2 separate regions of the Homo sapiens genome follow, and region 2 is linked to region 1. A link is a contact called in ENCODE Hi-C or POLR2A ChIA-PET data. All regions are on one chromosome and are shown on one strand. Each heading gives the region's core, a stretch centred on a gene start or an enhancer-like site at or near the end of the contact. The rest is flanking DNA. Distances are from core to core; before and after follow the strand shown.

Region 1 (3,891 bases), core at 1,204-3,703:
TAATCCGTTACTTGGGAGGCTGAGGCAGGAGAATCGCTTAAACCCAGGAGGCGGAGGTTGCAGTGAGCAGAGATCACACCATTGCACTCCAGCCTGGGCAACAAGAGTGAAACTCCGTCTCAAAACAAAAAACAAACAAACAAACAAAACAGTTCCCTGATTCTTCAGCTTGATCCCTTTGACATGATAGTTTGAGACTGCAACCTAGACCAAGACCATGTAGAGAATTTCCTGAGGCTCAGTGTTTGCTTAGAGTCTTGTCCCAGGTCTCCAGAGTTCCTGCCTGGCATGGCACCCCCAATAAGCTAGTAAGGCACCTGCTCCTTGATTGGTCCTCCTTGCTTACCCTAGCTCAGCTAGTTCTCCAAGAACAGTCTTCTAGGCCAGTTGAGAATGTGTCTGGGCCAGCTCCCCATCCTGAGGATCTGGCACCCTCCGGTGGCCATGGGTGGGTGCACCTAGCCTAGCAGTGAGTTTCAGTGCTAGAGCCTGCTAAAATGTCCCCAGGCGTATTAGCACCCTCCAGTGACAGTTTAATGGAGCTACTTCAGAGAGCTGCTATCAGATCCTGGCATGCCTTACTTCTGCAGGGTCCCTTGTAATTCAATTCACCTCCTGCAACTTGCTGATGTATCAAGATAGACTAAGATCTATGTTCTTAAAGGAGAAGGCTTTTGAGGTTTTGAATTTGGCAGGAAAGTCATAAGTACTAACCTGAATGCCAGATACTGAACTAAATGCTTTATAAACATTATCATAAATAATCTTCACAACAACCCTGGAAGGTAGGCACCTATTTTTCATCTCCACCCTCTAGAAAAGGAAATCAAGGCTCATGGGGTTGGGGGGCGGTTATATAGAAGTCAAGGTTAAGCTAAAAGGCCAACAGTTCCCTGTTAGTTGATGGCTTAGCTTGGGTTTAAAACCAGCTCAACCTGACTCAAGCTGACTCAGGTCCTATGCTTTAACAAGCCATACAGTCTCTTTAGGACATTGGGATGCTCTCAAAGATCATCATATATATATAGAAGTTAGTCTGTATGAAGAAGAAAGATTTTTTTTCCCCCGAGATGGAGTCTTGCCCAGTCGCCAGGCTGGAGTGCAGTGGCACAATCTCAGCTCTCTGCAGGCTCCGCCTCCCGAGTTCAAGCAATTCCCCTGCCTCAGCCTCCTGAGTAGCTGGGGCTACTGGAGTGTGCCACCATGCCTGGCTAATTTTTTGTATTTTAGTAGAGACAGGGTTTCACCATGGTTTTACCATGGTCTCGATTTCCTGACCTCGTGATCTGCCCACCTCAGCCTTCCAAAGTGTTGGGATTACAGGCATGAGCCATCACACCCGGCCTAATTTTTGTATTTTTAGTAAAGACGGGGTTTTACCATGTTAACCAGGCTGGTCTCCTGGTTAACCATGAGGTCTCCTGACCTCATGATCTGCCCACCTTGGCCTCCCAAAGTGCTGGGATTACAGGCGTGAGCCACTGACCTCAGCCAAGAATTTTTCAAAGCTGGGCATGGTGGCGTACACCTGTAGTCCCGAGGTACACGAGAGGCTGAGGCAGGAAGATCCCTTGAGCCCAGGACTTGAAGGCTGCAGTGAGCTATGATGAGTGCCACTGCACTCCAGCCTGGGTGATAGAATGAGACCTTATCTCTGAAAACAAAGCAAAACAACAACAAACTAAACTTATAAAAAAATATGTAGAGAGAAGCAGAGACAAGAGTTAGAGCTAGAGTCCTGACAGGGCTTGAGCTCTCGGTTCTAGTTGTTCCTGAGGCCCAAGAATACCATTGTCCTTTTCCAGACTTGGTTTTTTCATCAGATACTCCAGCCCTTCCAATAAATTCCCCTTTATAGACCAGTTTGATGTGGCTTTCTGCCACTTGTAATGTAAGAGCCCTACTAAAACAGGAAAGAAGTAGGGGACTTTGGAATACAGTCTACGTACTAACACCCACAGCAGCATTAGACAGGATACTGATGATCCACAGTCTGATCCACACTGTTATTTTGGTTGCAAGAAACAGACAGTCAATTTACTAGAGACAAGTTACTCATTACTCAAAGACAATTCAAAAGGATGGTTCATAGGAAAAACAAATGTGTACCACACCCTGAGTCAACTGAACCTCACAGCGTTGGAAAGGATTGGAACTACAGCAGTAGCACTAGGGAACAGCCACTGCCTCCTTTCTCTAGGGCTTTTTTTTTTTTAGATGGAATTTTATTTTGCTCTTGCTGCCCAGGCTGGAGTGTAATGGCACAATCTTGGCTCACTGCAACCACTGCCTCCCTGGTTCAAGCCATTCTCCCGCCTCAGCCTCCCAAGTAGCTGGGATTGTAGGCATGCACCACTATGCCCAGCTAATTTTTTTTATGTATTTAGTAGAGACAGAATTTTACCATGTTTGTCAGGCTGGTCTCAAACTCCTGACCTCAGGTGATCCACCCGCCTTGGCCTCCCAAAGTGCCAGGATTACAGACATAAGCCACCACACCCGGCCCTCTAGGGGCTTTTTAACCTCTCAGTGAATCAGCACCACCCTCTCTGGACCAGCCTTTTCAGCTTATTCCCGTTGCCCCTGGCTGAAAAAAAAAGAAAAAAAAAAGCCACTCTAGCTCCCGAAGCTCTGTGGCTTTTCAGTTTCAGCTCATAAAAAATCAAAGCTTTCCTTTGTGACACTTTATTGTGAGTTCCCAAGAGGGAAGATTTGACTTCTGCTTAACTTTTTAAACCAAAGCTCAAGAGGCATAGGTCACTGGATACAGCTTAAGGCCACACCCGTGGACCAGGTGACCAATTCGCTGCAGTCATGGTCATGTGGCCCATTGCCCACTCAGTAAGTTGAGTGGGTAGGGATTTTACTCCAAAGGGATATGGGGAAGGCCAGTAATAATTGGCATCTCTAATCAAGCCTACTTAATTGTAATTTTAACTCTTGCCAGTAAGAAAAATTAAACACGTTGTAAACATGGGCAACCTATTCCCCAAAGACCCTCTCTAATTATCTAGTTGGCAAGAGGACTCACCTTCTGGTGCTTGTAGGCATGTGTGTATTCTCTAACTCAAAGTGCACCTTCTTCAAGTCCCCAGTCTCGCCTGCACCTGCCTTAAACACTGTGCAGTGAGCTAGACTACTCCACTCACTTGGGAGTCTATTAATTTTTTTTCTCCCCTTAACCACACTAAAGACTTTGCTTAGTAAAGCATTTTGAAGATTTAGAAAGTGACAGCTCAGTCTGCTTAGGATTTATATCCCAAACAGATGTGCCAAGAAGTCATAGGAATCAAACTGCTATTCTGTGAGTAGAATAATATATTAACTTGCCTTTTAGTAGTTTCGATTACACAGCTGTACAAATTGCAATGGAGTCTTCATAGCTAAAGTTGCTTTTATCAAAAGCACATTGCTTCTTCAAGGTGGAGGTTTTAGCATAGCAGGCACCCTGGGGGACATGCATGCATCCTTATAAAATACTGCTCATTACTTGCAATAAAATCTTCCAGGTAGTTGAGATATGGTAGTTCTGAATTCACCTTGAGGAACCCTCTGCCCTTCATCATCAGATATATATATATAACTGTATATTATTTCACAGTGAAAATAAGGAGTTCCTCAATAATGGTACCAACATCTTACACTTTGGTCTCTGTGACTCTCAGTATTCTCGACTGTCAAATTGGGATATTGATACCCATCTTACAGGGTTGTTGTAAGTAGCCAATGAAACAATGTTTATAAAGAGCTTAGCAGCTGGGCGCGGTGGCTCATACCTGTAATCCCAGCACTTTGGGAGGCCAAGGCGGGTGGATCACGAAGTCAGGAGATTGAGACCATCCTGGCCAACATGGTGAAACCCCGCCTCTACTAAAAATACAAAAATTAGCT
Region 2 (3,817 bases), core at 68-2,567, 68 kb after region 1:
CATAAATCTGATTCCAAAATTGAATTCTGCATACTGATAGCATTGGCATTACCTGGGATGTTGTAAGAAATGCTGAACCCCAAACTCCATCTGCATGCAGACCTTGTGTTGTAGGTCAGGTTCCCCAGGAAACAGGCCCTAAGATTCTGAAAGCTGCATACAGGAGGTTTATTAAGGGGAGAATTTAGAGGGAACGAAGTAGGATTGAGTAGGATTGAATCCATCTGCAGTGCAATTTGACAGAAGCCTCAGCTGAGCCTACAGGGACCTCTGGAGCTGGAATTACCTTCAGGGTAGGCCCTCTCATCAAGCAGTCATTGGATGTGACTGCCCCCAAGGTCTGACCTTGGTTGGGCAAGGTGATTCTCTTTAGCTGAAGGAAATTTCCAGAGAATGACTCAGCTGAGAACCATCAGCTGCCAACACTCCCGGCAGCTGGGTAAATGAGAGCCTCCATCCTGAAAAGAGAATCTGGGCAACTCACCATAGCACCCACTACAGTGCACTCCTTGCACCTTTTGAGTCCACTTGTTTCATAGAATAAGTTCACTCCATCTTGGAAGAGTTCCTTCAGGGTTCTTATTGGTCTCTTTTCCTAAGGAAACTTGTAAAGACAGTGGGATGAACCACATCCTTGCCCCCGCCAATACCACAGCTGGTGTCAAGGTCACAATCAATACTCATCATCTTCCTTCTCTACTGCCCATTCCAGATTACCTCTACCCTCAACCAGCACCTCTTCTGGTCTAACTGGCCTATCTGAGAGATGGACCCTGATCCTTTTCCATGAGCAGTAGGAGTCCCTGATTATTATATCTTTCTTTCTCAGGCTGTGATGCTGCATTTTTCTGTTAATGTCAAGATTGAACAGGGGATGCCAGGTGCAGTGGCTCACACCTGTAATCTCAGCACTTTGGGAGGCCAAGGTGGGTGGATCACTTGAGGTCAGGAATTTGAGACTAACCTGGCCAACATGGTGAAACCCCGTCTCTACAAAAAATACAAAAATTAGCCAGACGTGGTGGCAGATGCCTGTAATCCCAGCTACTTGGGAGGCTGAGGCAGGAGAATTGCTTGAACCTGGTGGGTGGAGGTTGCAGTGAGCTGAGATCGTGCCACTGCACGCCAGCCTGGACGACAGAGCAAGACCCTGTCTCAAAAAAAAAAAAAAAAAAAAAGATTGAGCAGGGGAATATCAAGAGAAACCCCAGTGGATTACTTGGGTGCCAGACTTACTCTTCCCTGCCTCCATCATGTGACAGCAGTCCTATCTCCTCCTGATGAGGGCAATTCCTCCTGACAGGATGATGACTCATTTCCTTGCCTGCTGGTATCCTGGTATAAAGTGCCTAATGTGACTGACAGTTTACTAGAACTCTTGTGTCCCCTGGTGGAAATATTTTCCCTCTGGGATTGAAGACTTCTAGATCCACAGAACCTAGAAGCACAAATTCCCTAAGTGAGCTATTGGGAGGGATGATAAACAGCCACTCCTACTTCTACCCTTTGGTTCCCAGACTCACACATTCTACCGTTTTAGGGACACAGCACTATATAACGGGCACTGACTTAGGGTATATACTGCATTCTGTAGGACGCCATCTATCAACTCTAAGCTGGTGTCTCAGCTGGCTTTCAAAGGCCATCCCATTACTGTCAGGCCAGATGTCTCTGGGTAGCATGGAATACGATAGGACCTCTGGATCCCATGGTAAAGTGTCCTACTGACATACCTCCTTTACTGTTAAGTGGATCCCTTGAGCCAATACAATGTTTTATGGGTTCCCATCATGGTGAGTGAAGCACTATAAACCCTTGGACAGTGGTGCTAGATGAGGCAACACAAGTAAGAAAGGAAAATCCAGCCAGGCGAGGTGGCTAATGCCTGTAATCCCAACACTTTGGGAGACCAAGGTGGGTGGATCACCTGAGGTCAGGAGTTTGACATCACCCTGACCAATATGGTGAAACCCCATCTTTACTAAAAATACAAAAAAAATTAGCCAGGCGTGGTGGCATGCGCCTGTAGTCCCAGCAACTTGGGAGGCTGAGACAGGAGAATTGCTTGAACCTGGGAGGCGGAGGTTGCAATGAGCCAAGACTGTGCCACTGCACTCCAGCCTGGACAACAGAGAGGACTCCATCTCAAAAAAAAAAAAAAAAAGAAAAAGAAAAAAAGGAAGGAAAATCCATACCCAGGATATACGTTGATTGCCAAGAAGACAGCTCATTGCCCCTTTTAGGATAGCAGGGCAATCAATACTGTGGTTGCTTGGTCTCCTTAAGGCATATTGTGATATTGAGGGCTTATTTTTGGTCTCTGTTGCTTGCAGACTGAACATTCAGCACTAGGGTAAGTTACAGCAGCCTTTATAAATGACGTTGGGCCCTTGAGTAGCTTCTATCCTTTCCAATGTGGATACTCACTACTATGGACTAAATGTTTATTTTCCCCCAAAATGTGTATGTTGGAGCCCTAGCCCCCAATATAGCTGTATTTGGAGATGGGGCCTCTAAAGAAGTAATTAAGGTTAAGTGAGGTCATAAGGGTGGGGCCCTGATCCAAAAGGATTAGTGCCCTTATAAGAGACATGGAGAGCACTTATTCTTGCATGTGCCTGCCTTCCCCTCCACCTCCCATGCACTGAAGAAAGGGCATGTGAGCACACAGGATGAAGGCAGCCATCTGCAACCAGACACCAACCCTGCTGGCAGTTTGATTTTTGGACTTTCTCTAGAACTGTGAGAAAACAAATTTCTGTTGCTTAAGCCACATTTTTTGTGGTATTTTGCTGTAGCCTAAGTGGATTAATAAACTCCATTTATGAGCACACTGTGCCAGCCCTGTGGGACTGGTAGCAGCTAGCTGGGTCATTCTGCCTAGTGCACTCCTATTGTTCAGTGCCTCTCCCATGGTGGCTGCTAGGAGCAGGTATTAGCATGTGATGCAAAGATCTTCACATTTCATGTCCATTCCTGTAGATCTATGGACCTATATCTTCCCCATACCCCAGGCCTCCCATATTCTAATATTTCTCTTTCCAGGCCTCTGAGCAACCAATGAAGACATTCACTACTGCCATGAGCTCATATATACTTTTGCCTCGAGCCATGTGTCTCTCTCTACACAAAGCAGATGATCAGCACACTCCCCAAATCTCTAAACATTGGGAGGATTTCCTGTCACTTCTTATTTCAGGGCTAGTCCTGAGAGAGACTGTAGTTAGCAGAGTTTGTTTTCAGCTTGTAACCACATCAGAGTATAACTTGAGCCATCCATGAACCAGTCTCGGTATTGTTCCTCCTTGGCCAGCATGGTGGCTCATGTCTGTAATCCCAGCACTAAGGGAGTCTGAGGCAGGCAGATCACCTGAGGTCAGGAGTTCAAGACCAGCCTGGCCAATATGGCAAAACCGGTCTCCACAAAAATACAAAAATTAGCCAGGTGTGGTGGTGCGCGCCTGTTATTGGGGCTGGCATAAACCTCACATGACGCTTTTTTTTTTTTTTTTTTTTTTTTGAGACGGAGTCTCGCTCTGTTGCCCAGGCTGGAGTGCAGTGGCACAATCTCAGCTCACTGCAAGCTCTGCCTCCTGGGTTCACGGCATTCTCCTGCCTCAGCCTCCCTAGTAGCTGGGGCTACAGGCGCCCGCCACCACGCCCAGCTAATTGTTTTGTATTTTTAGTAGAGACAGGGTTTCACCTGTTAGCTAGGATGGTCTCGATCTCCTGACCTCGTGATCCACCCACCTCAGCCTCCCAAAGTGCTGGGATTACAGGTGTGAGCCACCTCACCTGGCCAATGCATTTTCTTCTT

Evidence for each region. A loop is a pair of places that touch in the nucleus more often than their neighbours do. ChIA-PET counts read pairs that join two places held with the same protein, here RNA polymerase II (POLR2A). Pooled maps may share reads with other maps.
Region 2: a loop to region 1 is called in a map of PC-3, with 5 times the contacts of the local background. The contact joins two enhancer-like sites. A Hi-C loop is called at or near these places in 6 of 168 maps with a recorded cell type or tissue (Caco-2, K562, PC-3 and 3 more), 6 of 37 single-sample maps with no recorded cell type and 6 of 50 pooled maps. POLR2A ChIA-PET finds 5 or more read pairs at or near these places in 6 of 52 experiments (Caco-2, GM12878, OCI-LY7 and 3 more).

The regions. Positions count from the first base shown.
Region 1 is chr17:62,109,183-62,113,073 of GRCh38, forward strand. No RefSeq gene overlaps it. Among named protein-coding and RNA genes, the nearest start is that of MED13, 46 kb to the left of the region's middle. Within about 2 kb of position 2,454, at least 3 of the 41 ENCODE cell types and tissues checked have a DNase peak (open chromatin) inside an H3K27ac peak, as active enhancers do; they include PC-3, where a contact is called at or near this core.
Region 2 is chr17:62,178,399-62,182,215 of GRCh38, forward strand. No RefSeq gene overlaps it. Among named protein-coding and RNA genes, the nearest start is that of MED13, 120 kb to the left of the region's middle. Within about 2 kb of position 1,318, at least 3 of the 41 ENCODE cell types and tissues checked have a DNase peak (open chromatin) inside an H3K27ac peak, as active enhancers do; they include PC-3, where a contact is called at or near this core.